2 separate regions of the Homo sapiens genome follow, and region 1 is linked to region 2. A link is an interaction called in ENCODE POLR2A ChIA-PET data of the cell type or tissue named here. Cell type or tissue: K562. All regions are shown on one strand. Links, peaks and the distances in the headings refer to the core of each region. The heading gives the core; the rest is flanking DNA. Region 1 overlaps SPECC1 (sperm antigen with calponin homology and coiled-coil domains 1). Region 2 overlaps SPECC1 (sperm antigen with calponin homology and coiled-coil domains 1).

The links. Peaks named below come from ENCODE experiments on the same cell type or tissue, not always from the same donor. Only the 100,000 strongest peaks of a DNase experiment are listed, where the experiment ranks them.
Region 1: POLR2A ChIA-PET joins it to region 2 with 5 read pairs; 2 of 35 experiments call an interaction of 5 or more read pairs at or near these places.

What each region holds. Positions count from the first base shown.
Region 1 is chr17:20,297,489-20,300,400 of GRCh38, forward strand. All of the region lies in intron 13 of SPECC1 (sperm antigen with calponin homology and coiled-coil domains 1), which reads left to right. Among named protein-coding and RNA genes, the nearest start is that of FAM106B, 120 kb to the right of the region's middle. In K562, for the core only: no CTCF peak of the experiment used is centred there; no DNase peak of the experiment used is centred there.
Region 2 is chr17:20,189,021-20,191,932 of GRCh38, forward strand. All of the region lies in intron 3 of SPECC1 (sperm antigen with calponin homology and coiled-coil domains 1), which reads left to right. Among named protein-coding and RNA genes, the nearest start is that of SPECC1, 180 kb to the left of the region's middle. RefSeq lists a silencer at 276-570. In K562, for the core only: no CTCF peak of the experiment used is centred there; DNase peaks (open chromatin) are centred at 531 and 1,141.

The DNA.
Region 1 (2,912 bases), core at 206-2,705, 110 kb after region 2:
GATCAGATCCACTTAACCTCTTTACTTATATTTGTTTGTTTTACTACAATCACACAACAAGGGTTGGCAAATTTTCCCTGTTAAGGGCCACGTAATAGACTCAGTGGGTCAGGTGGTCCAGTCACAACTGTTCAACTCTACCATCGGGCTAAAGAGGCCATTGATCACTTTGTAAATGAATGTGCATGGCTGTGTCCCAACAAACCTTTATTTACAAAAACAGGCTATGAGCCAGATTTGGGACAGCAGTTTGCCAACCCCTGACCTAGAACCTCCTACAAAATGTCCCACAGAGCATACTTTGGAAAATACTGTGCTGGGTCCCGCTGTTGGTCACTCAAGAATTTCTTGTCAAGCATCGGGCACTATCATAAGAAAACAGGCAACAATAGAGACGTTCTATGCCCTCATGAGCTAGACAGATAATAAGCAAGCGAGTAGACTTATAACAAGTAAAATTATAAATTAGCAAGGATAAGTGGTCTAAGAGCCCAGAGAGAAACTCAGTGCTGTGAGACAGAGTGACGGGGATCACATTTAGACCAGGGAGACTGCAGCGGTGATGTCAGAACTGGTGTTGGGGCTGGGCATAGTGGCTCCCGCCTGTAATCCCAGTACTTTGGGAGGCCGAAGCGGGTGGATCACTTGAGTTCAGGAGTTCAAGACCAGCCTGCCCAACATGGTGAAACTCCATCTCTACTAAAAATACAAAAATTAGCTGGGCATGGTGGTGCACACCTGTAATCCCAGCTACTTGGGAGGCTGAGGCAGGAGAATTGCTTGAACCTGGGAGGCAGATCGCACCACTGCACTTCAGCCTGGGCAACAGAGCAAGACTCCTCAAAAAAAAAAAGAAAAACAAACTGGCATTGGAAGGTAGAGGAGGCAGCAGTGCAGAGCCAGGGCTATGGAGCAGCAGCAGCTGGGGAACACCTTGGTGTTGTCCAGGCCGTGGAAGAAGGCTGGTTGGCTGGATGCAGTTAGTGGGGCCAGAGAGGCTGTGCTGATCCAGGGAAGTGGAGGGGGCAGACCCCCATAGCTGGGCTGATCTGGGGAGTCTGGGGCGGGAGAGGCGACAGAGCTTCCCCACAGCTCTGGTTTGGCCTCACCCACTAACCATGAGGGTGGTAGCAACGCAGACGGAAAGACATAGAAGGATTTGAAATATGTCTCAGACAGAATCAACTGGATTTAGTGACAGATTGGTTGTAGGGGAGGAGGAGAGGAAGGAGTCAAAGATGACGCCCTGGTGTCTAGTTTGAAAGGGCCATTTTCTGAGATGGGGAGGGCATAGATATGTTTAAAAGCTCTGTTTCGATTATCCCACATCAGGATTTAAATAAAGTACAAAGAAGGATCATAGCAATGACAAAAACTGAGCAAAGTAATTTAATTTTTAAGGTGTTAGAATTCTCCAAAAAAGCAGAACCAAAAGAGAGAGAGAGAGAGAGAGAGAGAGAGTGTGTGTGTGTGTGTGTGTGTGTATGTAGAGAGAGAGAGAGAGAGAGGTGGGGGCTGGGGAGAGAGATTTATTCTAAGGAACTAGCTCGAGATTATAGAAGCTAGCAAGTCCAGCATCTGCAGGGTAAGCCAGCAGGCTGGAGACTCAGGGAAGAGCTGATACTACAGTCCCAATGTGAAGGCCATTTGCTGGTGGAATTCCCTCTTCTTCAGTGAGGTTAGCCTTTTCTTTTAAGGCCTTCACCTGATTAGATGAGGCCCACCCACACTAACTGGGGTCATTTGCTTTGCCGAAAGTCTCCTGCTTTAAATGTTAAACTTGGGCCATGTGTGGGGGCTCATACTTGTAATCCCAGCACTTTGGGCGGCTGAGACAGGAGGATCACTTGAGCCCAGGAGTTTAAGACCAGCCTAGGCAACATAGGCAGACCTCCATTTCTACAAAAAAAATTTTTTTTCAATTAGCTGAGCTTGGTGGCGCACATCTGAGATCCCAGCTACTCAGGAGGCTGAGGTGGGAGAATCACTTGACTCTGGGAGTTTGAGGCTGTAGCAAGCCATGATTGTACCACTGCTCTCCAGCCTGGGTGACAGAGACCCTGTCTCAAAAAAAAAAAAAAAAAAAAAAAAGAAAAGAAAAAAAACCTTCACAGAAACATCTAGAATAATATTTGGCCAAGTATCTGGGTGCCATGCCTATCCAAGTTAACACATGCAATTAACCATCACAGAATGTATTAAAATATTTAAATTACTTTTCTGTGGGGTGCTTTGTTTGTGAAGCAGGCTGTACAGGATTATTAAACATTCTGGGGGAAAGATTGTATTTAAATCATGTGAAGTCTGAGGGGCTGTGAAATATGCAGGTGGTGATGGCAGGCAGGCGATTGCACAGCAAATCCGGAGCTGGATGGGAGAGCAGAGCTTGAAACACAGATCTGGGGGTCGTCCATGAAGAGATCCATGCTGTCTAATGCAGGTTCCTGGGATGATGGGAATGTTGTGTATCTGCACTGCCCACAGGGCAACCACCAACCACACCTGCTTTTGAGCACTTGAAATGTGGCAGATGTGACTGAAGACTGAATTTTTAATTTCAATTTTCATGTTAAATAACCACATCATGTGTGGCTGCCATGTTGGACAGCATGGGCACAAATGGAATTTAAAGCCATTAAGAGTGGAGGAGAGCACCCAGTCCCTTGGTCTTAGGGAAGCATACAGAGGGAGGACCGAGGAACACACCTGGGAACCCCAGTGTTTGTTGTGGAGGTAGAGGAGGAGGACACAGCAAAGGGGACCAGGAAGGAGCAGCCAGAGAGGTGGCCTGAGCTGGGGCCACAGGCTTCAGCGGCCTCACGGGTCACAGGTGTCATCTATGCATTTATTCCCTCCCTGCCCTCTTGATGTCTTAGTGTCTGCTTTTCTGATACGATGTTGGAGAGATAACT
Region 2 (2,912 bases), core at 197-2,696:
AGCCATAACTGTAGGAAGTCAGGGCCTGATTATGATCTAGACTAGACTAGGTGGTTCTCACTTGCATCGAGCCTCCGTAACCTGGAGGTTAGCTTTTCCCATCTGTCCTGAAAGTAAGGCTGCACGTGAATATGGCAGATCTTTTAGTTCACTAAAGCCTGCACCCTCAGCTCCTCCTTATTCTCAGTGTTTGGTGCCTGGAGACTGTGGGCTTTATTTTCCCACAGTGCTGCTGGGAGATTTCTGTTCAGAGGTGCCAAGCTCTCTAGTTAGGCAATGAGGATTTCATTTGGCCTACACAATGGGCAAGGAAGCTAAGGCGCAGTATGCAGAGAGAATTCTGGGACGAAGCGCTCCTCCAGCCACTTCAGTTTCAATGGAAATTTGATGTCCCTGCCTGCTTTGCACTTTTCAAATGGCCTGTCAGGAGTTGCCCTCCCAGAGCTGCTTGGCATTCTGGCTTCTCCTGGAGATGACTAATGGCAGCTGGTTGTGTGGGCCGCCTGCTAGAAGCTAGTCAGACCATACCATTATCTCTCCTCAGAAACACTGAGGCTTTGTCTGCTGCCCTATCTCCCCTGCATCCTGACACAGAGCGGTCACTGTGTCCTCTCCAGGCCTGAGCCCCTTCTTAGTGTTAGGGGGCTTTTGTTCAGAAGCTTTATTGTCCCCCTCTTTCTGGAGTGCTGTTCATAGTGGCCGTGGTACAGCATGAGTATTTGGGAAACAGGAGGAGTAGATTTACAAGCATTTTGAATTCTAATCCAATTTGCTGAGCAAGTGGAGTGTGAGGAAAATTAATTTTGCATTCTTCCCAAAAAAAGTAAAATGGAGATGAGATAGAAAATGTTTATCCCTTTACAAAAATCATCTTTACACATTGACACTGCTGTTTGCTTTTAACAAAGGAAGTAAAATGGGTGAGTAATTTGGTTCATTTGCATGAGTGTAGGACTCTTTTGTGTTTTTTTCCCTCCATTTGATTTGCAAAGACAATTTCTATTGACTTTTAGTACAAGTTAGGTATGAATCTCTAGAAAGCACACCACTGAGACGACCCAAAAGACAGTCCAGCTGTGGAAAAAACTACTTTTCTGTCATAGTCAAGGTGGGGCCCCAAGATTTGATAACAGACTTAGTTCCTTATGGCTGTGCATCTGCTTGCTGAATTGCCTCAAACTTCTGTTATCTCATTTGTTCTAAGTCCAAAGGATCAGTGCTGCCTATAAAGCTGACGGATTGCTAATTGCCTGTTTCCACACTGTACTCATAAACATTCATATTTCTTTTTCCTAATTTTCATTATCAAAGTAGTATATACAGGGGTTAAAATAATGAACCAGGACAAGGAGCTTATTATGAAAAGCAAGACTGCTGCTGCCCTGCTGCCCTACCCCTTCCCATTTCTTGTCCCTCTTCTCAAAGGTAAACACTTTATTATGCTTTTACTGCCTTCTAAAAAAATAAACACTCTTTTTTAAAGAGCAGTTTTAGGCACAGCAAAATTGAGTGAAAAGTACAAGTTTTCCTATAGTGTACTCCTGTTCCCAAACACACTCAGCCTCCTCATTATCAACATCTTCCAATCAGTGAACCCACACCGATGTAACATTGCTCAGAGTCCGTGGTTTACATTGAGGTTCACTCTTGGCATTGTGCATTCTGTAGGTTTGGATAAATGTATAATGCCATGTATCCAAGTTTTTTGTAGAGACAGGGCCTTGCTGTCTTGCCCAGGCTGGTCTGGAACTCCTGGCCTCAAGCAATTCTCCCACCTTGCCTCCCTCCCTTGGGGGTGGGGGATGAATGGGCAGGCACAGTAGCTCACCTGTGCCTGGCTCTACTTATTCATTCCTCCCTCCCCCCAACCCCTGGCAACCATTGATCTTTTTGCTTTAGCAAGCAAAAGGACCATAGTTTTACAAAACTACGGTCTCTGTAGTTTTGTCTTTTGCAGAATGTCATAGTTGGAATCATACTGTGTGTAGCTTTTTCAGACTGCTTCTTTAACTTAGTAAATGCTTCAGTTAAGGTTCCTCCATGTCTTTTCATGGCTTAATAGTTATTTCATTTTAAGGGGTGGATGATACTAATAGTCCATTATCTGGGTGTACCACAGTTGGTTGCTTCCAAGTTTTGGCAGTTATGAGTAAAGCTGCTGTAAAGATCCATGTGCAGGTTTTTGTGTGGACATATGTTTTTGACTCATTTGGCTAAATACCAAGGAGTGCTATTGCTGGATCATAGAGAACAAGTATGTTTACTTTTCTAGGAAACCACCAAACTGTCTTCCAACGTGGCTGAATTATTTTGCGTTCCTACCAGCAATGAGTCCCGGTTGCTCCACATCCTCACCAGTATTTGGTGTTCTTATTGTTTTGGATTGTAGCCATTCTAATAGTTGTGTAGTGATATCTCACTTTTGTGTTAATTTGAAATTGCCTACGGATGTATGATGTGGAGCAGCTTTTTTTTTTTTTTTTTTTAATTATACTTTAAGTTCTGGGGTACATGTGCAGAATGTGCAGGTTTGTTACATAGGTATGCACATACCATGATGGTTTGTTGCACCCATCATCAACCTGTCATCTACATTAGGTATTTCTCCTAATGCTATCCCTTCCCTAGCCCCCCCACCCACTGACAAGCCCTGGTGTGTGATGTTCCCCTCCCTGTGTCCATGTGTTCTCATTGTTCAGCTCCTACTTATGAGAAAGAACATGCGATGTTTGGTTTTCTGTATATACCCCTTAATGGGATTGCTGGGTCAAATGGTATTTCTAGTTCTAGATCCATGAGGAATTGCCACACTGTCTGATGTAGAGCAGCTTTTCATAGCTCATTTTCCATCTGTATTTCTTCTTCGGTGAGTTGTCTATTCAGGTGTTTTTCCATTTTTAGTCAGGTGTTTC